5 separate regions of the Mus musculus genome follow, and all the other regions are linked to region 1. Evidence: chromatin loops called from intact Hi-C (ENCODE). Cell type or tissue: left cerebral cortex. All regions are shown on one strand.

Region 1 (5,000 bases):
GCTTCAGCTACAGGGGGCAGGGAGGGTGGCCCAGCATGGGGTATATTTTATTCACGAACAGGGAAAGGTAAAATCTGAATGGAAAGTCTGCCTGCAGCTGGTGAGCAGTGTAAACAGCTCCCACCCATCCCCCACTGCCCAGGAGTTAGTTCAGGTCAAGTGCACAGCAGGTACAGAGGCATTAGAAGAAGGTGCAAAATCTCTCCACCATTATACATTCTTGTTTTGGGATTCTAGGCTCTCTCAGCTCCCCCAAAGTCCCAAGGTGGCAAAAAAAAAAAAAAAAAAAAAAACACCAAGTTTCTCCAAAACATCAGCAACTTTCTCCAAACACCAGAACGTGAGCCCTGTTTCTTTCCACCGTCACCAAGCCTGTCACCAACTCGATTCTGCCTGGCGTCACCCATAGCCCGCAGCCATGTACCCAACCCAGGAAACACAAAGGGGCAAGGAAATCAATGTCAAGTTCCTCACACCCGTCTCTTCTAGGCTTGGTGCTCTACCAACATCTATTAAACAAGATGAATCCAGTCTTGCAAGAGACAACTGAGGACAGACAAGGAAGGCTATCCTCAGTCTATCGTTATCCAACCAGGTCATTTCTAACTGCAAAGAGCTAACACACACCTCATTGCAAATAAGCCCATGTCCAACAAACACATAAAGTGTGGCCCAGACAGTTGCGTCCCAGCATTGGCCAGCCTGTGCCACCTTCTCAACCTTTAGTCTTAAGGTCGAACTGTCAATTATTTACTTCTACATTTGTGGTCCTTGCATCAGCTTGCGTTTTTACCGACATTGAAACATTGGTATCAGTGTAGTGAAAACAAGCACGCTCATTAGACCGACCTCCATACTGATCTCACTCATTCAGAAAAACAGGTGACTTGGAAGTTTCAGTCAGGCATTTGCACCAAACCAAGGCATGGTCTTTGAAAAAACCAAAAATCACAGTTTGAAAGAGAAGTGGAAAGGGGACATTTTTCACATGAGTGACTGGAAAATATTCTCAGGTCACTTTTTAGTAGACCGAGACATGGTCAAGGCCATAGGGACTAAAGATACGGAAGACAGGGGTGGTCACAGAGGGGATCTCTTTCTGGGTCCCATCCCATACCTTACCCCAGCAGTATCCTCATTTACCATCCTTAAAGCCCACAGTCCTCAAAAACAAAGTGCCAGGCAGCCGCCCCCCCCCCATATCCCCACCCCCACACCCCACCCCCGTGTAGGGGAAACTCAAAGACTGGTGGAGCCTAGGAGGAGGAATGCAAGCAAGTTAATCATGAACAGAGGACAGACAGCTGCACCGTCACGCTCAGGGCCGGACACACAGACACGCATGCCTACTCCTAAAGAAAAGGGCTTTCTGAGTCTGTAAACTGGCTGCAGAAACGCATTCACATGAAGGCCAGAAGGTAGTCAGCACGCCTGGTCTCAGAGACAGTCCCCAGCTGACAACTCCCACCTTAGGCTGGCACTGCTCTGAAACAAAGCAAATAAGAAAGATTCGGGCACCTGGAGCTTTTGAAGCCAGGGTACAGCCAGATGCAGTGCTCCTCCCTTTCTGCAGGAATAGAGTCTCCAGCTAACCTCTGCATCATCAACCCTTTAAGGAAAAGCAGCAGTTTAAAAAAAGAAGAAGAAGAAGAAGAAGAAGAAGAAGAAGAAGAAAGAAAGAAAGAAAGAAAGAAAGAAAGAAAGAAAGAAAGAAAGAAAGAAAGAAAGAAAGAAAGAAAGAAAGAAAGAAAGAAAGAAAGAAAGAAAGAAAAAACCTCAGGGACTGGAGAGATGGCTCAGCGTTTAAGAGCCTTGTCTGATGCTCCTTCCGAGGTCATGAGTTCAATTCCCAGCAACCACATTGGTGGCTCACAAACTATACTAGGATCTGATGCCCTCTTCTGGCAATCACGTGTATAGGTAGAGCACACATGTATGATAGATAGATAGATAGATAGATAGATAGATAGATAGATAGATAGATAGATAGATGATAGATAGATAGGAAAAAGATTCTAGCTTTAAAAGAAATATCTCAAACAGCATAGTACATCACCACCACACCCTTCTACTTTGAGGGACATGTATGTACACACATTCTTGGAGAAACCACTCCTCAGCCTCCCTCTGGCACCTTACACCTCACACCTGTGCCCTAGGAACCGCACTGCCTTCTTTCTTGGCAGGTATACCAGCGCCCCCTCCTGGGCAGCAACACAGTTACACTATCAGACAAGAAAAAAGAAAACTCGTGAGGGAGACAGGAAGGCAGACGGAGGGTGGGAAGAGGGAAAGACTGAGAAGGTCATTCGAGGTGGGAGAGCAGTTTCCATTTTGAAAGGAGAGAGAGGAAGAGTCTTTGCCAGCACACCAACTCTCCTCTCGACAGCTAACAGCTCCTCCCAGGGCTGGCAACAGCCCCTAAAAGGGCCCATACCCACAGTGACAGCTACAGGAAGCCATCCACAGGCAAGACGCTAAACAAGCCTTAGGAACCTTATAGGAACCGCTGCCCAACCCCATGCTCCCAGAAACACACACCCCGAAAGCAGCGGTCCTGCAGGAAGCCAGCCAACCAAGCAGAGGCCCCGCCCCAAGCCAGCTCGAATTTTTGGAAACAGGTCTAGGAAAGCGTGTGGCATTTCCGAACTCCCAGGGAAGGAAACCACACGGAGGAAACCCACGGAGCCTGCTCCAGCTGGGCATCCAGCCCTTCACATCCCTTGGGTGCCCAGAGTCTAGGGAAAGCACTCCAGGTGTGATTTCAATCAGAACTTCCCAGATATCTACTCAGGGGATCAAAAGAGTGTTTAGAAGGAAGAGAGGAATGCTTAAAATACTGCTTGAGTTTCTCAAAATACTTAAAATTCATGTTCTCTCTCTCCCTCCCTTGCAGATTTCCTGATTTTTGCTAAGCTGTGTGACTGATTTTTTTCCCCACACTGGGAACATTTGAATGAAATTCTTTGGAGTACCCAGACTCTGAGGAACGTTAGACAGTGCTTTTTTAGCATGGAGGTTTCCCAGGACTCATTCCAGGAAACAAAGAGCTTGTTTGGCCAAGTAACCTACAGTGCTACCTTTCCTCCCAGGGTCCCCTGGCCCCCATCTTAATCGTCACAAAACTCTCAGTGGCTGCTACCTGTTAAGCCCTTTGCAACCACAGAAGTCTCCACGGCTGAGGCAAGTCTCAGGGAAGCTGTCTCTCCATAATATTAGTAACATTGCTTAGCAACAACACCCTTCGAAGCAAGAACCGGCAGACTCTCCAAAAACCTTCTCTGCCTGGCTCTACAAAGAACGGAGTGGATTCTAAGACATGTATTATTTATATACTATCTCACATGCCCAGTCACAGTCTGGGCTTGACTGTCTGGGAGATGAAGAATTATACCGATGTGACTTTGTGCTTGTTTGCTTGCTGTTACTGTAACGACCTTGGTTACACATTTCTTTTAAATGCCTTATGGTGTTGTCCTTTTCAAAGGCAATCTCACATAACCTTTCCATGGCAATTCAAAACCATTCGTATCAATATCAGCTTCTATGGTAATACAGCTAGCTAGGTGCAGTTGTGGGCAGACAGCCATTGAGATGAACAGCCATTTGGCCCTACATTTTGTGGCCCCCAAATAACATTACGATACTACAGCCTGAGAATCAACAGACCCCCCCCCACACACACACACACACATACAGAGATATCTGAATTGGGATTAGAAACTCGCCTCCAGTTTTTACTAGCTGCATATCTCAGGCTAAAAACGAATTCTGTGCCTCTATCACTTCATCCCCATGAATGAAGGTTGCCACAAGGCCATCCTAAGTCTATGGCGAGGATTCAGAGATCACGACAGGAATCTCACAAAGACTTCTATGAAAATGCATAAAGCAAATTTTATTCCAAATAGTCAAGTCTGGAAATGGCAAATGTATCAATCAATAAATGTTGATACATCCACCCAGTGAAATGTCCCTCAGTAACACAAAGGAACAAAAGCCCAATAGGTGTGACTGCTTGGGTTCAAAACCATCAGGCTAGGTACAAAAGATGCACACCCTTCATGGTTTCATTCATAAGAAAATTTAAAACGCAGGGCAGTGGTGGCGCACGCCTTTAATCCCAGCACTGCGGAGGGAGAAGCAAGTGGATCTCTGTGAGTTTGAGACCAGCCTGATCTACAGAGTGAGTTCTAGGACAGCCAGGGCTACACAGAGAAACCCTGTCTCAAAAAAAAAAAAAACCAGAGATGATGATGATGATGATAATGATGCAATTACATCATTTCTCCCTTTCCTTTCCTCCTTCCAAACCCTCTCAAGGACCACTCTCCTTTTGCTCTACTTCAGATGCATGGCTTCTTATTATTGTTACTGGTATGCCTATGTGTGTGTGTGTGTGTGTGTGTGTGTCCCTAAACATACGAATACAATCTGCTCAGTTTGTATAATGTTACTTGTGTATGCGTATGTTTTCAGGGCTGACCATTTGGTATTACACAAACAATTGGTGTGCTCTCCCCTAGGGAAGACACTTTCCCCGACAGCTCTCAGAATTCCTGACTTGCCTGTAGGTCTTTGTGTAGGGCTGAAGCCTGCTGGCATCCTCCGGGCATGTTTCGACAGCCAGGACAGTGTAACTTTATAGGTGTAACTTCTGAGTTTTCTAGGAGCATCTCCTAACAGTAACATTCCTTGTTCCTCTGACTCTGACAGTTACCAAGCCCCGCCCCCTGAGCCTTAGGTGCAGCAGTTGCACCGTGGATGTATCTGCTGGGAGTGGACTCCACACTGCCACACTTTGATTGGTTGTAGTTTCAGATCAAACTATTCTGTATCAAGATAGGACAAAGTGTCAGTTAGACCAAAACATGGGATTACAATTAATTTGTTCATGCTCTTTGGGAGAGAGCAGAAGTGAATAGCAATAAGCAGAGAAGTGTAGAATGAATCCAGGGATAAACAAAATATAAAGGCCGGAATGATTCTGGGGAAACGGA
Region 2 (5,000 bases), 66 kb before region 1:
GGTCAGATGCCCTTGGGAGCTAGGGGAGGGCATGGCTCAATAGAGGACTTGGCATGGGTCTATCCCTGAGGTTAAAATAACATGGGAAATCAGAATGGGTGAGAAAGAGAGTCTGGGCCACCACACTTGCAAGTGCCACGTGGGAGAGGGAACTACAGCTCTAGAGAAGGCTGGCAATGTCCCTTCCAAATCCTGAAACACTTGATGGAGCATAGTGTTGAAGAAGCCATGGGGTGATTCTCTGCCCCTGCTGAGCCCAAAGACCAAGTGTGGGGCTCCTGTGTCCCTGACCCTCCCACACCTGCTTCTGGCTTCTCTCTGTTCCTGCTTAGGGTCCCAAGAGCCTTTTTGTAGAGCCCCCACCTGGCCCTGCCATTCCTGCAGTCCCAGGGGCATGGTAGGCTCTAATTAGCAAGACACGCCATACCCAGTAAGCTTCCGCTACCTGTCTGCTCACAGTATGCTCACGGTCCAGATTCCTTCTGCAATACAGGGATGCAGTAATAGGAAGTGAGGAGGCAGGAGAGAGAGGAAGCTCTAACTTATTGATTTCTGGACACTGCTAAAGATGGGGACTCCAGGAAGATCATGCTCAGTCCCTCTCCTACTCACCCCACTTCATCCAGGCCTGGGATGAGCCCCTGCCGCATCTCATGTGGCCCCCAGGGCTATCAAGGAAAAGTGTAACTACAGTTCAGAGAGGTTACTTGGCCTGCTGAAGGTCACACAGCCTGCTAGAAGCAGAGCCACGTGAGGGTGAGCTGGGGAGGATATCAAGGAAGAGAAGGAAAAGGCAGGGAAGGACTGAATGAGCTTATGATTAATTCTGGGGTCAGTATGGACTGTCTTAGCTAGCCAAGGAAGCCTGGAGCTCTGGTAGTGTCATAAGCAGAGTGTGGCCATAGTGCCAGTCCAGGGCGCAGGCATCTCAAGCACTTCCAAGGAGGAGGAGGAGGAAGAGCAGAGGCCAGAGAGACAAATAACCATCCTGTGATGCAAAACCAACCACTGTCCATGGAAATGGAGGGTGTGGAGAATAACGCCCATGCATATTCCTGCTTGGTTTAATGAGACTCTCATCTGTGTCCAAGAACCCCTGCCTTACCCCTACACCAGCTCTCTTCCAAACCAGAAGCCCCATCACGCAGGACACCCAGTGATATTGATGTGATAAAGCACCATGAGCCTTGTGAGCCCCCAACCAGCCAGACTTCCTTTCTGGCCTCAATCTTTCCCCAGCAGCTGCGGTCCAGGGGAAAGACCCACTGACAGTCAGAGAGACTGGCATCCAAGCCACAGCAGGCCACCAGCCAGGCCTATGACTTCCAACTTCGTTTTCTTGGCTTAAAAAAATAGACTAATGATCCTACCCCACACCCTGGGTGTTTCCCAGGATGAGCCGAGATCACAAATGCAGAAGCGCCTACCGCACACAGCAGCCGTCAATAAATGCCGCTGGACTGACAGAATTTACTCTGGGGAGAGGTGCCAACATGTACCGAGTTCTCACTGCCTGTGCCAGACCCCAACTAAACACTTCTCACTTGTTCTCCTACATAGGCCTCAGCACCACCAGTACCACAGGCATGCTGGCCCTGCCCACTCTGTAGATGAAGAAACTGAGGCTGAGAGGTGAATAACTTGATCAACAGACAGCCTTGCAAACCACAGCCATCCTTCAGGGTTCAAACTTTACATCAGCACACCAATGTGGCTTGGATACACATTGGTAAGACCCAAATACCACTTGTCCTCCTGAAAGTCAGTCAGCCAGTCTCTCTCTCTCTCTCCCTGTGTCTCTCTCTGTGTCTGTCTCTCTGTCTGTTTCTGTCTCTGTCTCTGTCTCTCTCTCTTTCTCCCTCTCTCCCTCTCTCGTTAATGATGGAGTGTGTGCATACTAATCCCTGGGCTGCATCCACAGCTCCTCAAGCCACTGGAAAGCTCTCAACCAACGTCCCCACAGAACTGGGCTTGGTTTGCATACTTGTGTAGGTATCAAAACACAGTTAATGGCTAGGTCTGATTGTTCCTCTCAACTGGAAAGCCCTGGTGGCAGAAGCTGTGACTACACACACCAGATTTTCTCCCATCTACAGCAGTGCCCATGATAAGATAATGTGTTACTGTGTGCACCACATATAGCGTGTAACACAAATAGAACATTGGCAATGGCAAACCCTGGATACTGTGGCTCATGAGATGCTCCTGACTTCAGAGAACTTAAACCAAAAGGGGACGTATGTCTCTGGAGCAGTGCTTCCAGCAGCAGAGGCTTAGTAAGTTTTGAGGCAGGGGGTGGTTTGGTTTGGTTTTTATTTGTTTGTTTCCTTCTTCCTTTCTTCCCTTCTTCCTTTCTTCCTTTCTCCCTTCTCTTCCCTTCCCTTCCTTTCTCTCTCTCTCTCTCTCTCTCTCTCTCTCTCTCTCTCTCTCTCTCCCCCCCCTCTCTCCCTCCCTCCCTCCCTCTCCCTCTCTCCCTCTCCCGCTCCCTCTCTCCCTCTCTCCCCACCCTCTCTCCTGAGACTTGCTCTGTGTTGTGTCCGGCCAGCAGACCACAACCTGGGTTCTAGCCTGGAAAGGCATTTTGGAAACCTGGAAGAGAAGAGGGGCTAGGTGGTGAGAGAAAGAAATGTAGCCAAGACAGTCATTCTGATCAAAGCTCAATTTTACTAGTTCCGACATTTCAGTTATAAAGGAAGGGGAAGGGAACCCGATTCCCGCCGAATAATCTCGGGTCCAGTAGTAGGGTGAGCACGTGTGTGGCTCCGAACAGCAAAGAGGCAGGTTCCAGCAGTGGGCGTGGCAGAACAAATGAGCAGGAAGCTCCACCCCGGAGCAAGCAGGTTTCAGGCTGGGGGAGGGGAGACTACAGCTCTGTAGACCAGGCTGGCCTCGGTTTCATACAGATCCCCCTACCTCTGCCTCCTGATTACTTCTTGGGATTGAGGCAAGAACATGAAGCTTGGAATCACAAGACTCACGCTTGTGTCCTTGATGCCCAGTGAAGGGAAATGTTTCATTTACTTCCCCGAGCCTCAATTTCCCTACCTATAAAATGGGAGAATAACAGTTCTCTTACGGCTATAAGAACCAGAAGCGTTTAGGAAAGTGGCTTGTACATCATAAAGCACTGCACCAACTCAAAGCCTAAAAAAAGAAGAGGGACAGAGACCCAGCAGAGGGAGGATGTGGACTGACTGTGTGCCCCAGGGTTCCTGTGTAGAAAAAGTTGATCTCCACTATGAAGTCCTAAAAGGCAGAGGTTTAAACAATCACTTGCTCAAGTTGAGGGTCTTGGAAACTGCTCAGGATGGGATAGGCCACGGGGTGAAGCCCCATTATTGCATACAGTAGCTCCATAAGAGAGGATCCAGCAGAGGTGCACATGGGCTCCCTGGCTCTAAACCTGCCATCATGATCATCACCAGATACTGGCCCTCCACCTTGGACTTCCAGGATCGTGAGCCAAAATTATCATTTTCGTTCTAACGCTATGTAGCCTCAGAAATTTTGCTATAGTATATATGAAATAAGATAAACCCATAAACCTACCGCAGTGGTTGGAAAGATGGTTCAATGACTAAGAGCACACTATTCAGTTCTGGAAAGAGGTCCAGAGTTCGGTTCCCAGCACCCATGTGGGGCAGCTCACAACCACCTTGAACTCCAGGCCCCTGAGCATCTGATGCCTCTGGCCTCTGTGGGCACCTGCACTCATCCACACATACCCATACAGACACACACACACAATAAAAAAACATAAAAATAACAGACCCCACCGGTCAAGAGAGGCCACACATGCCTTCAAAGGGTGCAGGAGAACACGGCTGCCTTGAAGGAACAGCCCCACTTTTCAGGATGCAGCTGGGTTCCAGTTACCAAGCCGCCCAGTGCTGGTTGAGGTGCAGGCATCAGCACTGTAGAGAGTCTCCTGGCCTTGATGTCCTCTGGCAGAGCCCTTGGTCTTGATCTAGTGTGTGGCCTGAAATTTCCAGTTTTCCCCACATGAAACTCAGCTTCAAGAAAAACAGCTATAAAGATCCCTTGAGGTCACTGGAGACAAACCTTGTTGAGTCTCTGTCAGCGGGGGAACTGGTGGGTTCAGCAGACAGGGAGATAAAGAGGGACACGTGTGACTTTGACCTCACAGAGACCTCAGGGTTGCATGAGGCTTCCTGCTGAAAGGAAGAAGAGAGGGAACAGACCCCAGAGATGAAAGGGTGAAGCCACGGGCCTTCCAGAAAAGCTTCCTTGGCCCTGGAAGACACAGATGGCAAGGGCTGCCTCCTGACAGCCTGGTGGGGAGTCCAGTCATGTGACAGGCCTGCCTTCACACTTCCCTCTCCCATTCCTTCTCTGTCCCTGACCCCTGCTCACTTTCTGGTTGGCACTTCCTGCATGGCACACTTGGGACTCTGGAGTAGGAACCAGTCAGCAAGACTTTCTGTCTAGCATCCATTCTCTCCCATTCACAGACAAGTTTGGGACCACAGGTGCTGACCATGATGGTTCAGTATGAGCCCCCTCCTCCCCAGCACTGGCCTGGACTTGTGCCCAGAGAGAAATGAAGAGAATTCTGTGTATTGTCACCCAGACCGAACTCACCACGGTGAGATGTGGCACCTGGCCTGACCCAGAGCTCCTGTTTCCCTCTCACTAGCTAGCTGTCCCTGCCTGAACATCCTTCCATCTCCTGCCCCTGAGGAGTCTTCTTGGGGAACTAGGAATTTGGCTACCTACCAGAGAGGATTTCTGAGTCCTGCCAGTAACTTGGCTGTGAACCCCAGCTCGGCACACTAGTCCCCAGCATGCGGGGTCTTCTAGACCATCGCATAACTCATGGCCAGGGTTGCCAAAAAGGACCCAACCTCACACTGGTCAAATGTTAGGAACTGAATCTCCAGACTGCTGCCTACATTCCCTGGTGGACCTCTGCTCTCCAGTGCCTCACTTCCCACTCTCCTGCAGGGAAGCTGTTGTTGTCCCCTGAGGGACCATTAGGT
Region 3 (5,000 bases), 79 kb before region 1:
TTAAAAAAAAAAAAACACGGAGATGGTAAGCATACACAGACTAGAGAGGGGAGGAGCAAATAATGAGAAGGGCGTGCCCATACAATAGCAGCCCACAAGGGCTGGGCAAAGCACAGCACTCAGGAGGCTGAAGCAGGAAGACCAGGAATTCAAGGTCATCCTTGACTACATACTGAGCACAAGGCCAGCCTGAGACACAAAAAAGAAAGAGTCCCACAAGAGAAAACCATGGGAGTTCTGTCCACACAGATTCACAGTGCAGGGCTAGCTGAGGAGAGAGCAATGGAAACAAAACAGGAAGGTGGGACCCTGCCATAGCCCTGGCTGTCCTAGAACTCACTCTGTAGACCAGGCTGGCCTCAAACTCAGAAATCTGCCTGCCTCTGCCTCCCGAGTGCTGGGATTAAAGGCATGCACCACCACTGCCCTGCTCTTCAGAATTTTTATAAATTGCTTTTAATGTGTAATCAACATTTTAAAGATTTTGACATATATGTGGGGGCTCTGGCAGACCTTTTTTTTTTTCTTTCTTTCCCTAAACCCAGCTTCAAGTCCAACCCACAGCTTCACATCAGGGAGCTGCCAGGACACAGGTCACACAGTCTTTGGCACCTACAGAAAGCTCTAGATTCAAGCCAACTTACTCTCAAGTACACACTTAGCTCTGTGTATCATTGACTAGGATGCTTCCCTGAGTCACCCATAAACCCAGCTTACTCCCAGCTGCTCATCTGCCTGGTAGCCAAAACCTCTTCAACAGTTCCCTCTTATGGATCACTGAACCCCAACTGATAAAACACTTTGGAGATGTGAACAGGACGCTAGAAATACCAGGAAGGGTCCAACTGCCCAGGAACCCGATCTTAACTGTGAGACAAAGCTACGCAGGGTTATGCTGATATGACCAGTTCACATTGCTCAGAGGACACGTGAGGCACTTCTTACCACGATCCCAAATGTGCTCCTCTCTTCCTGTGTAACAAATCACTCCAGAACCTAGTGGTTCTAAACCATTTATACAGTGTGCATTCAGGAGTCAAAAAAGATAGTTACCCGAACAGCCACGCTCACAATAAGAGGAAGCAATGCAAGAGAGGGCACACACAGAAAAGGCAGTATCATACTGCTCTATTCAATCTGAAATCATACACCATCATGTCCACATTATCCTATTATTGGAAGTAATAAATAGGAAATCCAGCCTACACTTGACAGACAGGCAGCTGATTTCTACCTCTTAAGTTGAGAACTATGAAAGATCATGTGGCTGTAAGCCAGGCAAGGTGGTTCAATCAGTTAACCGCTTCCCCCACAAACACGTGGACCTGGATTCAAATCCTAAGCATCCATGTAAAATGTGAGGTGCTGCAGCAATGTGCCATAATCCAGGCACTGGGGAGATCGCAATGTGTATTCCAGAGGCACACTGGACGGCTAGCTAGCCAATCGCAGAGCTCTAGGTTTAGTGAGCTATCCTGTCTCAAAAACAAAAACAAAACAACAACAAGAAAAAAAAAAGCAAGGTAGAGAAGCAACTGAAAAAGACATACCTGATATAGAACTCTGGCCTAAACACCTAAACACACACACACACACACACACACACACACACACACATGCAGTGCGTATGTGTAAATAGAAATTAAAACCAGTGGTGGCGCACGCCTTTAATCCCAGCACTTGGGAGGCAGAGGCAGGTGGATTTCTGAGTTCAAGGCCAGCCTGGTCTACAGAGTGAGTTCCAGGACAGCCAGGGCTATAAAGAGAAACTCTATCTTGAAAAAAAAAAGAAAGAAAGAAAGAAAGAAAGAAAGAAAGAAAGAAAAGAAAAGAAAAGAAGAAAAGAAAAGAAAAGAAAAGAAAAGAAAAGAAAAGAAAAGAAAAGAAAAGAAAAGAAAAGAAAAGAAAAGAAAAGAAAAGAAAAGAAAAGAAAAGAAAAGAAAAGAAAGCGGGCGGGCGGAGGGGGAGGGGGAGGGGGAGGGGAGGGGGAGGGGAGGGGAGGGGGAGGGGAGGGGAGGGGAGGAGAGGAATCAAACATTTTAAGGTTGAATGGAAAGGACAGCTGGGATATAGACCTGAGAGACTTTGAACCCCAGAACTCAGGCTTCTTCTTCAAACGGTTGGTTGCAGCAGGAGGATAGCAGCAGAGCTCAAGGTTGGGGACCAGCCATCCTGCTACTACCCAGCTATGTGGTAAAAGTGTATGCTACACTCTCGATTTCCTCCACTGAAAACTGAATCAAATAATCCTTGGCTTCCAAGGGTCTTACACAGATTAAGTAAAAGGCACCCAGCTAGCGCCTGCTCCACAGCAAATGCTAAGCAGACAGCAGCCACAGGCAGACAGGGGCAGAAAGCTGCCAGAACACTCCTTTGCCTTGCTGAGAGATGCTCTAGCGGCTTTAGAATATTCTGCTATTTGTGACTCCAGTAGCCTCCCTACAGATGGTGTTTCTGGATGACTATTGCAAGTGAGTGTCCCATGGCCCTGAAGCTGGCATGGAAGGTAAAAGGAGCCATGATTCATCCTCAGCTGTGAGTAACACACCAGGTGGAAGATTCCTTTGTGGACGGTGCCGCGGATCAGAAACTAGCCAATGCAAGCTGGACTCCACTGGGCTGGCCCGACTTGTCAGTGACTCGCTGAACTTTCCAATGGGACAATTCCACCCTTGGCAAAGAGTAGGTCTCCTTTCCACCCAGAAGCAAGGTGACTCAGGCCAGCCTAGAACTACACTGTGGACATTTGGACCCACCCTCATCTCTCTGAGAATATTCCACCCAGCCAAGGACATACAATGCCATAAAGGCTCACTGACTCCCTACATTTTCCCATATACAGTACACATATATGTGTGTGTGTGTATACATATATATATATATATATATATACACACACATACATATACTGTAGGATACAAGAAAGCCACGGCCAAGGCATCCTTAGGAAGGGGATCTCCTTCCACTGAGAAACCAGGCCCCTGGATTTCACTGAGGAATGTGATCCAATAGCAGTGTAAGCTCAGCTGTGTATTTTATTATTAGCAACAACTGTTGCCACCCAAATGGGAGCAGTGGCCAGCATTTCCCCCTGGGCCCTGCTTTCACAGTCAGTCAACTAGGCCATGAAATAATCACAGAACCAGCCCAGCCGGGAAAGTCACAGGCTGGGCCCCAGGGTTCCATCCATTCAATCCCTGTCCTCTTCACCTCCCAATATAGAACCCGTCTGGTCTTCCCTCTGGAGGCCCAAGCGAGCCCTTGGGGAAGGTAATGCTGGAGGAGGTCAGAGGAAGCAGGAACAGGCATAGGCAGGGATTGTGGGGAACTGTTTGGGTTTAGGAGATCATGCCTGAGTTTTTCCCTGCCAGCTCCCCACTGCCCAGGGAGTGAAATGAATGGAAGATAGCATTTGTATGAGACAGTTGTACCCTGGTGTCTGGACAGGATTGGTTCCAGGACGGTCTGCATATACCAAAATCCACCGATGTTCAGGGTTCTTATATAAACTGTCATAGTATTTACATATAATCTACATGCGTCTTCCCATGTACTTTAAATCCTTTCTATTTTATAATATCTAAGGCAATGTAAATGTTTTGTAAGTGGAAAGGGATATATGTATGTTACCAATAGAGACATATGTTTTTGCTCTCTTGTTCACTTGCTCTTTGTGTGTGTGTGTGTGTGTGTGTGTGTGTGCGCGCGCGCACTAGCATCTACACATAGAGCCTTGCATATGCTAAGCATGCTCTCTATCACTAAACTCTATCCCCAGCTTTTAATGGGTTTTAAGACAGGTTCTCACTAGATTGCCCAAGCTAACCTTGAACTCATTCTGTAGCTTGACTTGGTGAACCTCCTGCCTCTGCCTCCTGAGCAGCCAGGATTACAGGCATGCACTACCAGATCCAGCCAGACATACATTTAATTTGAATGCTCTTGATCGAAGGTGAGTCAAATCTGTGGCTGCAGGTCCTGTGGGTCTAACTGTAGAAGATAATCAATGACAGCCACTTCACCCCTCAGTGCCCTTCCCATCTGCCTGCCTCCCTCTGGCCCAGGGAAGCCCTACATTGGCATGGCTTCTCTGTGCAAACAGTCTATTTTTCTTTTTCATGCTCCCTAGCCCATGGAACGTCTACCAGCATCCTTCCTCCTCACTTCTGCTCCTGTTATACTTGGAGAAATGATACCCACTGCTGCCCACCTACCTGCTCAGCATGTCCTACTGAGCCACCTGCCCCAGTTCTGGGCCCTGCTCCACACTCCTCTACTTGAGGAGGGGTATTTGAGAATCCTTGCGATCGTTAACTCTCAGGAGTGCATTCATACACACACACACACACACACACACACACACACACACACGGACACACACGGACACGGACAGTTCACAGAGCAGGACCCTGTACTTCAGAATGGGGCTGGTCAGAACCACATGAGCTAGTGTGTGCACAGCAGAGCCCAGCACCAACACAGACTCAGTGCCCAGCAGCACAGGCCTCTGTAGCCCTGCCCTCTCTATCCAGGCGCAATCTGCAGGGACAAAGTCATGGTCAGTAGCAAAGAAAGGATGTGTGAAGAAATGTTTTTATCTACCCCAATCCTGCAAAAGTAAAGTGGAAATGCTGGACGCACAGTGCTCAGGAGGCGGAAACCCAGGGTCAGAGCAGGACTCTGATCTTCAAAGGGATGGACATTTTAAAAAACAAACAAAAAAGCGAGCTGGGGAGATTATGACTCAATGGGTAAAAGTGCTTGCCACACAAGTGTGAGGACAGGAGTTCAGCTCCCCAGAGCCCATGTAAATGCTGAGTGGGCACAGCGGTCTGTCTGTAACCCCAAACACACGGGAAGCAGAGACAGGATTCTCAAAGCAAGCAGGTGAGTTCAGTGTTCAAGTGAAAGACTCAGCCCAAATACATACTGTAGAGAACTACTGAAGAGGACACTTGACTTCAATTTCTGGTCCCTGAATGTGCGCGCGCACGCACGCG
Region 4 (5,000 bases), 150 kb before region 1:
CATCACAGTAGAAACCCAAACTGGTATTTTACAATTTCAATATTATTTCAACAGCTTTAGTGATGTTTCTACCCGCTAAACATCCAGATATGTTTTTAGGTTATCAATATAATTCAGGTTCCCACTAACACTCTATAATTAAGAAGCAAAAATCTACAAACTCCAATTAGAAATGTGTTCACAATGGCTCTTTAGCTGCCCCCTCATCCATTGGGTGATTTGTGGCTACTCTGTGTCCTAACCACTGGCTGGGAACGATTGATGCAGTGAGAGATGCTCACCCACTGTTGTTGGGCCAACCAAACTCAGTCTGATGAGACTTAGTCTAGAACCAAGTACTGTCTGCGCTGTTCTCTTAAAGATAAGAACTGTGGACTATGAGTTAACAAAAACAGTGTGAGTGTGTGTGTGTGTATGTGTGAGTGTGTGTGTGAGTGTGTGGGTGTGGGTGTGAGTGTGTGGGTGAGTGGGTGGGGGTGGGTGGGGGTGTGAGTGGGGGGGGGTGAGTGGGTGTGAGTGGGTGAGTGTGTGTGTGAGTGTGTGTGTGTGAGTGTGTGTGTGAGTGTTTGTGTGTGTGAGTGTGGGGGTGGGGGTGGGGGTGTGAGTGTGTGTGGGGGTGGGGGGAGTGTGAGTGGGTGTGAATGGGTGAGTGTGTGTATGAGTGTGTGTGTGTGTGTGTGAGAGAGAGAGAGAGAGAGTGTGTGTGTGAGTGTGTGTGTGTGACTGTGTGGGTGGGTGTGTGGGTGGGTTTGTGAGTGTGTGTGGGTGTGGGTGTGTGAGTATCTGTGTATGTGTGTGTGTATGTGTGGTGTGGTTGCATGTGTGCATGCGCACATGCATGTATGTGCTCAGATGCATTCACCAATGCCTGTATATGAAGTTCATCTTTCTCTATTGGTCTCCCCCTTCTTGAGATGGGGTCTCTCACTAGACCTTGGTACGGCACTTTGGCCATGCTGGTTGCAGTCCTCTCTGTCCCCTGGTGTTACCCTTGGCTATTTATGATGGTGCTGAGGATCCTAACTCGAGTACTCATATTTTAACAGCAATCATTTTACCCACTGAGCCAGCTCCCCAGTCAAAAAGGCTTCTTCAGAGAGACGTTAAGAAGCTGGTCTACCAGCCTAGACCCCATTACAAGAGAAAACCCCCATAGCAACTTGAAGGGTGATGGTTTAATATAAAGAATTATTAACTATAAACTTTAAAGACTGTCAGAACTGGCAACACAGCCGCTATCCCTAGAGTGGAAGAGATTTCCCTGGAAGAGCTGTCCCACCCAAGGACTGGTCCAGCTCTGCCTGGCTCTGCTCCTGGAGGGTAAACCTCCATGATCCACAGCAGCAGAGCTTACTAGGCATCTGTCTCTCTCCTCAGGGAGCTGTCTCACTGGGAGAAATGCACCTCCAGACCACTGGGAATGTGGAGACAAGGAGGGATTAGAGGATAAGCCAAGGGTCAGAGAGGGCTGCTAACCACTGTGCAGTCCATGAACTTTGCACTGGAGGGGCTGTGTGCAGGCCAGACTGGCCCTAAAGAAGGTTCTCTGTAGTAGGAGCCAGCCCTCAAGATGCAGAGAGTGCTACAGGAACCTATCACAGAAGCCCCTAAAAGTTTCTCTAAGTAGCACAGCAGATAGGGAAAAGACCTTTCAGCAGGCCCTCACTTGCACCTGGCTTAGAACACAGCCAACGGATCTGAACCCATTTTCACCATCTAGACAGTAAAGAGGGCATTTATCACTGAGGCTGATGTAGCTGGACTCAGGACTAGAACGAAGCTAATAGACGATTACATAGTTACTGTGTCTGAAAAAGCTTTCTAGCTGTCACAAGCCCATTTTAATAAATCCAACAATTCGGCTCAAACAAAACAAAGGAACAGAGGAAAACTGAAAGCAGAAGCAAGATGAGGACAAGAGGGATGCCACTTCTGTCCTTTCAATGCAAAGAGACACCTGCATCTTGTTAATAAATGCCCCTTTAAAGACTTAAATTAGTTTGAGCTAGTTTTGATCCCTATCACAAAACCATCCTACTAAATACTAGCTGTTAATAATGACGTCCTCAAATTAAAGTCTTAATAACAATAACACAAGTACACACACACACACAAATACACATACTCACACATAGATGCATGCACACACATATACACACACTTGCACATGCATACATGCAACATACACATACATACAAATGCCTGTGTATATACATATACACATATACACATACTCTCACATACATACACACACATACACATGTACTTACACACTCACATACACACATACACATGCATACACATAAAAACACAAACATGCATACATATACACACACCACATACACATGCAAATGTACACATACATACATGCACATAAAAACACACATACACACACAGATACATGCACACACATAAATACACACACAGAACACATGCACACACACAGCATACACATACAACATACACAAACACACATGCGTACAACACACACATATACACATCCTTTCCTACTGTATTCAGTATTATGCTTGAAGAGTAAAGCCGAATTTCACCTATACCCTATAGTCCACTTTTCTAGCATTTTCCTCACATTTCTTATTAGTAATAAATTTTTATAAAACTTAGAGATCTGTATTTTAATTTTTTACATGTTTTCATTTACTGTGTGAGCATGCATGTGTGGTAGTCAGAGGACTACTTGCAACAGTCAGTTCTCTTCTTCCACCAGGTGGGGGACCCAGAGATCTAACACAGGTTCAGCAGGCATGGAGGCAAGCTAGCATCATCACTCTCTGAACCATCTAGCTACACACACACACATATACATGTGTATGCAGTGTCTTAGAAGGAGATTATTAAAATCCATCTGATGCCCTGCACAAACTTCCCACCATCTTGTGTGTGCCGATCTTGTGTGTGCCGGTGTCACCAGGCCTGATCAGTATCTACCTCATTGTTTTCTCATGGAGCTGACTGGGCGCAGCTTGCTTTGATCACTTGCTTCTCTTAAATGGGCTGTTTCATGTTATTATTCCATATTATGGGGCCAGTTCGCCAGCTTTGTTCTTGGGTGTGCCTCTCTCTTTCATTTATCTTGCCCCTGATCCTGCTAGCAGAGGGAACACTGGCCCATGGGTGTGAGCATCTGTTCCCCCTCCCCACCCCACCCCCGCAGCTGTTTGTCCCTGGGGCCTCGAGTCATACCTGCCCTCTGATCATCTGTTTTGGTTTGGAGAAGGCAGCCCAGCTGTTTTCCATTTTAATAGAATCTCCCGCTCTTTCAGCCTCACCAAGCTCTCGCCCATTTATTTCCTCATGATGCTGCTCTTTCCTCCCGGCATCCCCTATTTCAGGATTTCTGTCCTTCCTGCAGCCACCATCCGTCTTCATGTACAATTCCTCCTCTCAGGCTTCCTATTTTAGGACCTGTTCACGGTTCTATTCTCCTTGGTAATTCCTTTGATATTCCTACAAAATCCTGTTTTATAGGATATGCATTTTTCCACTAGGGCAGTAATTGTGGAAAGAATCTCCCTAGGTGAGGGGTAGATTTCTCTCCACCCTGTAGATTTAGGACAGGCTTCTGTCTAACCTGTAGGTAGGGGACAAGTGTCTGAGCCTGAGACTAGTCCATGGGAAATAGATTCTTAAGTAGAGTCTGTACACTGAATCCGTGGTTCCCAAAGCATCGGACTACAACAGAATTCTCCACGTGCTCATCTAACATTACACATCTTTTGAGGCATACTAGTGCACCACTTCAATTCCAGCCCTTTGGAGGCAGAAGCAGGCAGGTCTACATAGCAAGCTCCAGGACAACCAGGGCTTCTTAGTGATACACTGTCCCAGGACACACACCCCTCCAAAAACTGCAGCTCCCTGGGCCTTACTCCAGAGTGATTGAATTATAAAAGTCTCAATACCTTAAATGAGCATTCTAGAGAAAGTTTCCCTGAGTCGTACTTATACAAGGAACAGCCTCTTTCCTGAATGTGGAAGAGGATAGCAATACTGGGTTGGTTTTCTGGGCCAACTTGACACAAGCTAGAGCCACGAGAGAAAGGAGCCTCAGTTGAGGAAATGCCTCCATGAGATCCAGCTGTAAGGCATTTTCTCCATCAGTGCCAACTTCGGGCTGGTAGTCCTGAGCTCTATAAGAAAGCAGGCTGAGCAAGCCAAGGGAATCAAGCCAATAAGCAGCACCCTTTATAGCCTCCGCTTCAGGTCCTGCCTCCAGGTTCCTGACCTGCTTGAGTTCCTGTCCTGACTCCCTTTGTCAAAGACCAGTGACATGGAAATGTAAGCAGAATAAGCCTCTCGTGTCCTACTTGCTTTTCGGTTATGGTGTCTCACTGCAGCAATAGCAAACCTAACTAAGACAATGGCCTAAAGTTGAGAACAGTCTTCTCTAAGGTCTCTGTACAGCCTGATGCTTCGGATATCATTTCCACCTGAGGAAAAGGGACAGAAAGTCCTAACTCTTAGATCACTACCATAAAGCGACTAATGTGTCTTAGATTTCCTCTCTGGAACTTAACTCTGGCTCCTATAAGGAGTGGCTGCCACGGGAGCACACAGTGTGCCGTTAAATGACTAAGAGGGATGCTGGAATGGACCACAGCAATGATTCAACCCATCCCACACTTCAAATTCAGAGGACCACTGAAATCAACAGAAACAGGCAAGATCTCCACAGCTGTGCAGATGTGAACCATCAGAACAGGCAAGAACAGCAGCACCCCACCTTACCCCCGAGGCAATCAATACAAGAACAGCTGAATGAAGGCGTGGCTGTATTAGGCTTGGGTCGGGGCTAGTAACACATCAACAAGACTGGGCTGAGGAATACCCAGAGAGCATAGAAAACGTTAATTTTGGATGTGTCTATCTGGGGCATCCAGAATCCATTGATTTGAAGTACTAGGCTGAGTCACCATCACTCTCACCATGGGAATGGGAATCCTACAATCCAGGAGGGCCTGAAAGGAACCGAGCAGAGA
Region 5 (5,000 bases), 120 kb before region 1:
TGTCTTCCCAGTCCAACCTTCTGACAGTGTGATACAATGCCAATCTATAAGAACTTCACAGGCAGTTACCAGGGGAAACGTTCATAATGTTTTATACCTACTGGTCTATGATTTTTGCTTGGACCACACTCATAGCTACCCTGAGGCACATGTGGGTTGCAGGCCTCTGGTTGGACACGCCTACCTGCAGTTTAGCCCAGTGCCTCCTGTGAAGGGTTCACCTTTGTTGAGCCTCTTAGACTCTTTAATCATTTCTAACTGGCCAGTTCCTTTTCTATCTCCCCTTCAACCTCTCCTCCTCCAACTCTAACACCTGCTGGCTAATGATGTCTCTAACATGCGAATCAAACACTTTTAAAAATTTCATAGCGCCTACCACTTGCAAGCCACAACCCTGCGCCATTCAATGCAGCCAACCATCTGCAGTCCCGTCTTCCAGCCACAGGAGGCTGTCATCTGGCCACACCCCCTCCCAACAATGTCTGATTCTATTGGACCTTTGACTGTTCCCTGAGTCTTGAATGACTTTCCAGACTCTCTTCATGCAAAAGCTTTATCAGATGTCAAGATTCATCAGCTCAAAAGCAACCTCCTCCAGGAAGCCTTCCCTGAACACACCCTCCATTATCCCTAGCAGAAGCAGTCACTACCCACTGGCTCCATCATGGCCCATAGTATAATACAGTAAATACACTCTATTATAAATCTTAGCTTCTCTTCTGTAAAGGTCCCTCTACCAGCATGGGCACTACATAGTACAGAAGTGATATCTCACTTATCCTTGGTAACAGAGCAAGACCTGGACATACTACATGTTCAAAAAAAAAAACCTGATGATTGGCAGGTAAGTCCTAGAATCTAGATGAGTTCCTACCAAGGGAAAAAAAAATGTTCCCAAAGCAACAGAGAGCTGAGGGCTTAGGATGAAGCAAACAAGCCCAGAGGAGACTTTCCGTGTGGCCCTCTCACCTCCAGCTTGGCGAACTTGTCCGACTTGCAGCAAGCATTCTCTGCGTTCGTGAGCTTGGTGAGCAGAAACTCCCGGAATTCTGCGCCCTGAAACAGGTGAAAGAGGTTCAGAACTCTCCTGGCCTCTGCTGTCAATCAAACGCCTCCAACCACAGTGACAAAAAGGCAGGAGAACCCCTGCGTTAGCCCTCTCATATCCGGTCATTTCCAGCCAAGGCCAGGCCTGCCTGCTAATGTACCAACTTGAAAGCCAGCTTCCCCAGCGCTGGGAAACCCACCCTCCATAGGGCACCTTGGTCACTGGAGGCAATGCTTGAGGCTGGCTCCTGGGTCTAGAGCACAGTATAAAAGTCCTTCTAAAAACAGGAGGACAACCCTGGCATCAAACTCCCAACAAGGGCCACATTGACCTCAAAGGGTGAGGTGGGAGATATCCAGAAAGGAGATACCCCCAAAGCTATAACAGGATCTCCCCACAATGTTCCCAGTCTACATTCAAGCCCATTCCAACTACTGACACATGGGTACAGAGATCTGGGGTCTGGGATGGGACAAGTATAAAAGAAAAGGTTCTTACCTTCTGGAAAACAGGCGGGCTTGGCAGAGGGGGACCAAAGGCAGGCACATCTTCCCTAGCAGTGACTGATACCTGAATGAAACAATTTCATGTGGACTAAGACAGACTAGGAGTCCCACACCTTACAGAAGACCAACATACCCCTTCCCTCCTTCCCAGAACACAGAACGTCTATGTGAGCATCACCCACGAGCCCCATACGATGCTCCTCTAGTGGGTTGGATGGGATGGAATCCGGCATCCTTCCCTCTGCCTTCCTAAGGGCCAGAAGCAAGTTGGCCAGATGATGCCCTGGGCTGGGGAACCACTGAGACCCTAAGTACAGACAGTGCAGGTGGTGGCCAGGAGGTTTGCCTCCCTACCCCATTACAGCATCCATCCCAGAGAAAGCAACTGAGAACTACTGCTCATTTTACTGATGAGGAAACAGATGGCTAAGACATGGAACAAGCACCCTAAAACCAGAGAAAGGGGCACAGAGAATCCAGACTGCTCCAACCCAACTCTGACTCCCCATTAACCTAGCCATAAATCAAACTCAGAGTGTTTAAAAGGTAACTACTGGACCACAGAAATGGCTCCACAGATTAAAAAAACAAAAACCTGACACACAAGCTTGGTAAGTCCCTAGATTGTCTCTTCTCTCAGTACTTGTGTGTCTGTGTCCCCCCTCCCAACATAACAAGTACACATGTGCACATGCACGCTCATGCACACACATACACATACATACACACACACGCCACCAGTAGCAAAATCAACAACAAATAATTTTTTTAAAGAAACAAGTAAATACTGGTTGCAAGGAAAGCTTGGGGCTCTGCAAGTTGACACAGGCAGTGACCCAGGTCTGAAGCCTGGCTCTACATGTGGAGCCAGTCATTCTGGCTGAGGCTTGGGCACAGAGATACCAAGGGCATTGACTGGGAAAGAGGATGGGGGACATCCAGGCTCTGGCCAGATGCTGAGGCTGGACTGTAAGACCATCCAGAGACTCCAGCACAAGGGTGGTCCTGCAGCAGGTGGCTTCCACTCCTCACCTCCTCTCTTGTGCAAGTACCTAGGTTTCACCTGCTGTTAGCCCCTGAGGCTACAGGGCTCTTGGGAGGCTGCCCTATCCCTTCACTAGCAGTGGCTGACGTGAAGGCCCTGGCAGGCTGCCAACCACTCTGTCCTGTGAAGTAGGGCAGATGCAAGAGTCTGCCAGACTGGGTGAGCAGGCAGCTTGGGGCCCTGCCAGGTCCAGCGGGGAGAAGCAGAGCTTTGGTCAATGGGGCCTTCTTCTTACAAGCTCAAGGCCATTTACATGGCCCAAACTGAGGTACTCAGAGTCTCAAGAAATGGTTTTGTGTTCACTGACAAGATTTCTGGCTGAGCCCCAGCTGCTAGACACAGCCCACCCCCACCCCCAGCCACCAACCATGCACTGGTGGCCCAAGTCTAGTGCACATGTGTACTTGTTATGTTGGGAAGGGGGACACAGACACACAGGTATTGAGGACAGAGACAATCTGGGGACTTATCAAGCTTGTGTGTCAGGTTTTTGGTTTTTGTTTTGTTTTGTTCCATCTCAGAAGAAGAATCTGGCTGCCCACTCTGGGTATCTGGGACATGTGGGACAAAGCACAGATGCCTGCAGGCCCAGCTGTTTCCCTAGCCCGGCCCCTCCTCCTCAGGCCTGCATTAAAGTAGTCTATTCTGACAGGGTAAGGGTCTTAGGAATGCCTTTAAATCCACAGGGCAGCAGGGCAGGGCCCAAGACCTTTCTGGTAATGTCCATCCACGTCCCATCCGTATCCTAGCTCCTCCTCTGACCTCGGTCTCCCCCTCCTCTCGGCTTACAACCAGATGCCCAGGGGAGCTTAGAGAGGGAAGGCTAGAGACCCAACAAAACCCCCATGTCCAGGGATGGCCTGCCACCCAGAAGACTGGCAGGGCTGCTCAGAGGGAGTCAGGATAGGCAAGGGAAGGCCCTCCCCAGCTGCCTGTTTCACAGCCAAGTCTTGAAACCTTGGCAGAACTCCAGGAGTGAGGTGGACTGGCCCCTGCAGGGAGGGATGGGGGAATCCTATTGATTGCTGAGCTGGAATCTCTTTCCAACCTGGAGTGAATGGGAATGAGATAGCCCTACCTGAGAAGTGATTCAATTCCAGCCACACTTCACACACACCCACGGGGCCGGTTTCTCACATGCCCCAGAGGCTCCTGGGAAGACTTCCAGCTCCCGGCTCCCTGGCTCTGCGGCCTCAGCTCTAAGTGCCCTCAGCATCAATCAGCTTCAATCTCTTCCCTATGAGCAGACTAATGGGCCTTGTTAGACTTCAAGAAGACTATCCGAGGGGCTAGAAAGACGGCTCTGTGGCTAAAGGCACTTGCCACCAAACCTAACAACCTGGGTTCAATCCCTAGGAGCCACATAGTGGAAGGAGAGAACTGACTCCTGCAAGTTGGCCTCTGATTTCCATATGCACACGCATGCACACACACACACACACACACACACACACACACACACACAAATGTAGAAGACGAAGAAGACTGCTGTAATGCAAAGCCTGGCCCAGAGCAGAAGCCACCATCAATCACTCAGGTTTTTTGTCTTTACTTTCCCTGTCGACCTACATGTACAAAAGGTCACCTTCATCACAGAGTTCCCCAAACCATCCGGCAGCCCATACCCCATCCTGCCTGTCTCTGCTCCCATAAGTAGCCATGGCTAGAAGGACCCTGAGGCTTTAAAATCCAGATTTCCTGTTTTGCAAAGATAGAAACAAAGGCCCAGAGAGGGAAGGAACTGACTTGCAGTCACACATCAACAAAGAGACAGAAGCAGAGACCCCAGGCTGCTCGGTCATTCTGTCTTCTGGGGTCCCTCCCGCCTTTACTCTCCTTTTTCATTGTTGGCCCTCCTACTTCAGGGTTCAGCTAAGGCCCAGTGTCAGCCAGGGGGCCCTGAGGGAGCTAACCCAGTTCTCCTCACAGTTTATGCATCACCCATAGTGCCTGGGGGGGAGGGGTGCTCTGGGGAGCACCTTAGAAGACACGGGCATCTTTCCAAATTCAAACCCGCCTCAGTAGTGGGAAGGGGTCTTAAGATGCTGGTACCCAGTGTTCTGTGATGCAGGGGACCCTGTGGGAACTGAACTCTGATCTCTCTTCCCAGGAAACAAACAAACAAACAAAAAACAAACAGAAACCAGCACTTGGTTTTACTCACAAGATCTCTGTGGGCTTGGAGACTACCTAGCCCTACCCTAAAATCCCCAGCTCAGCCTATCTCCTATGAGTCCTAGGCCCCTCAAACCAATGGACTACAGAGATGTGCTGCCCTGGGGGGTTATGAGAAAGAAGGGAGGTGAAGAAGCAGCCAGTGAAGAGGACAAAGGAGTGTGTCCTATTTCTGTCTGATGCTGAGGGCTGGGAGCCGAAACAGTCTACTATATCCCATACACCT

The links. Peaks named below come from ENCODE experiments on the same cell type or tissue, not always from the same donor. Only the 100,000 strongest peaks of a DNase experiment are listed, where the experiment ranks them.
Region 2: a loop joins it to region 1, with 2.1 times the contacts of the local background. A loop is called at or near these places in 6 of 42 quality-filtered maps.
Region 3: a loop joins it to region 1, with 2.4 times the contacts of the local background. A loop is called at or near these places in 4 of 42 quality-filtered maps.
Region 4: it touches region 1 in a loop (8-fold over the local background); 32 of 42 quality-filtered maps call a loop at or near these places.
Region 5: a loop joins it to region 1, with 3 times the contacts of the local background. A loop is called at or near these places in 25 of 42 quality-filtered maps.

Annotation. Positions count from the first base shown.
Region 1 is chr11:74,524,485-74,529,484 of GRCm38, forward strand. The region is part of intron 2 of Rap1gap2 (RAP1 GTPase activating protein 2); the gene reads right to left. Among named protein-coding and RNA genes, the nearest start is that of Rap1gap2, 63 kb to the right of the region's middle. In left cerebral cortex, a CTCF peak has its summit at 2,209 (motif pointing left); DNase peaks (open chromatin) are centred at 79, 2,446, 3,004 and 3,232; H3K4me3 peaks cover 554 bases; H3K27ac peaks cover 934 bases.
Region 2 is chr11:74,458,556-74,463,555 of GRCm38, forward strand. The region is part of intron 3 of Rap1gap2 (RAP1 GTPase activating protein 2); the gene reads right to left. Among named protein-coding and RNA genes, the nearest start is that of Olfr412, 96 kb to the left of the region's middle. In left cerebral cortex, a CTCF peak has its summit at 2,051; a DNase peak (open chromatin) is centred at 2,110; H3K27ac peaks cover 546 bases.
Region 3 is chr11:74,445,671-74,450,670 of GRCm38, forward strand. All of the region lies in intron 3 of Rap1gap2 (RAP1 GTPase activating protein 2), which reads right to left. Among named protein-coding and RNA genes, the nearest start is that of Olfr412, 84 kb to the left of the region's middle. In left cerebral cortex, CTCF peaks have their summits at 2,388 and 3,999; DNase peaks (open chromatin) are centred at 701, 2,431, 2,982, 4,099 and 1 more place; H3K27ac peaks cover 466 bases.
Region 4 is chr11:74,374,263-74,379,262 of GRCm38, forward strand. No RefSeq gene overlaps it. Among named protein-coding and RNA genes, the nearest start is that of Olfr412, 12 kb to the left of the region's middle. In left cerebral cortex, a CTCF peak has its summit at 2,731; DNase peaks (open chromatin) are centred at 2,756 and 4,181.
Region 5 is chr11:74,406,342-74,411,341 of GRCm38, forward strand. It overlaps Rap1gap2 (RAP1 GTPase activating protein 2), which reads right to left. Exons shown (of 25, transcript NM_001015046.3): 15 at 1,547-1,618; 16 at 970-1,056. Among named protein-coding and RNA genes, the nearest start is that of Olfr412, 44 kb to the left of the region's middle. In left cerebral cortex, no CTCF peak of the experiment used is centred here; DNase peaks (open chromatin) are centred at 2,740, 3,144 and 3,651; H3K27ac peaks cover 1,550 bases.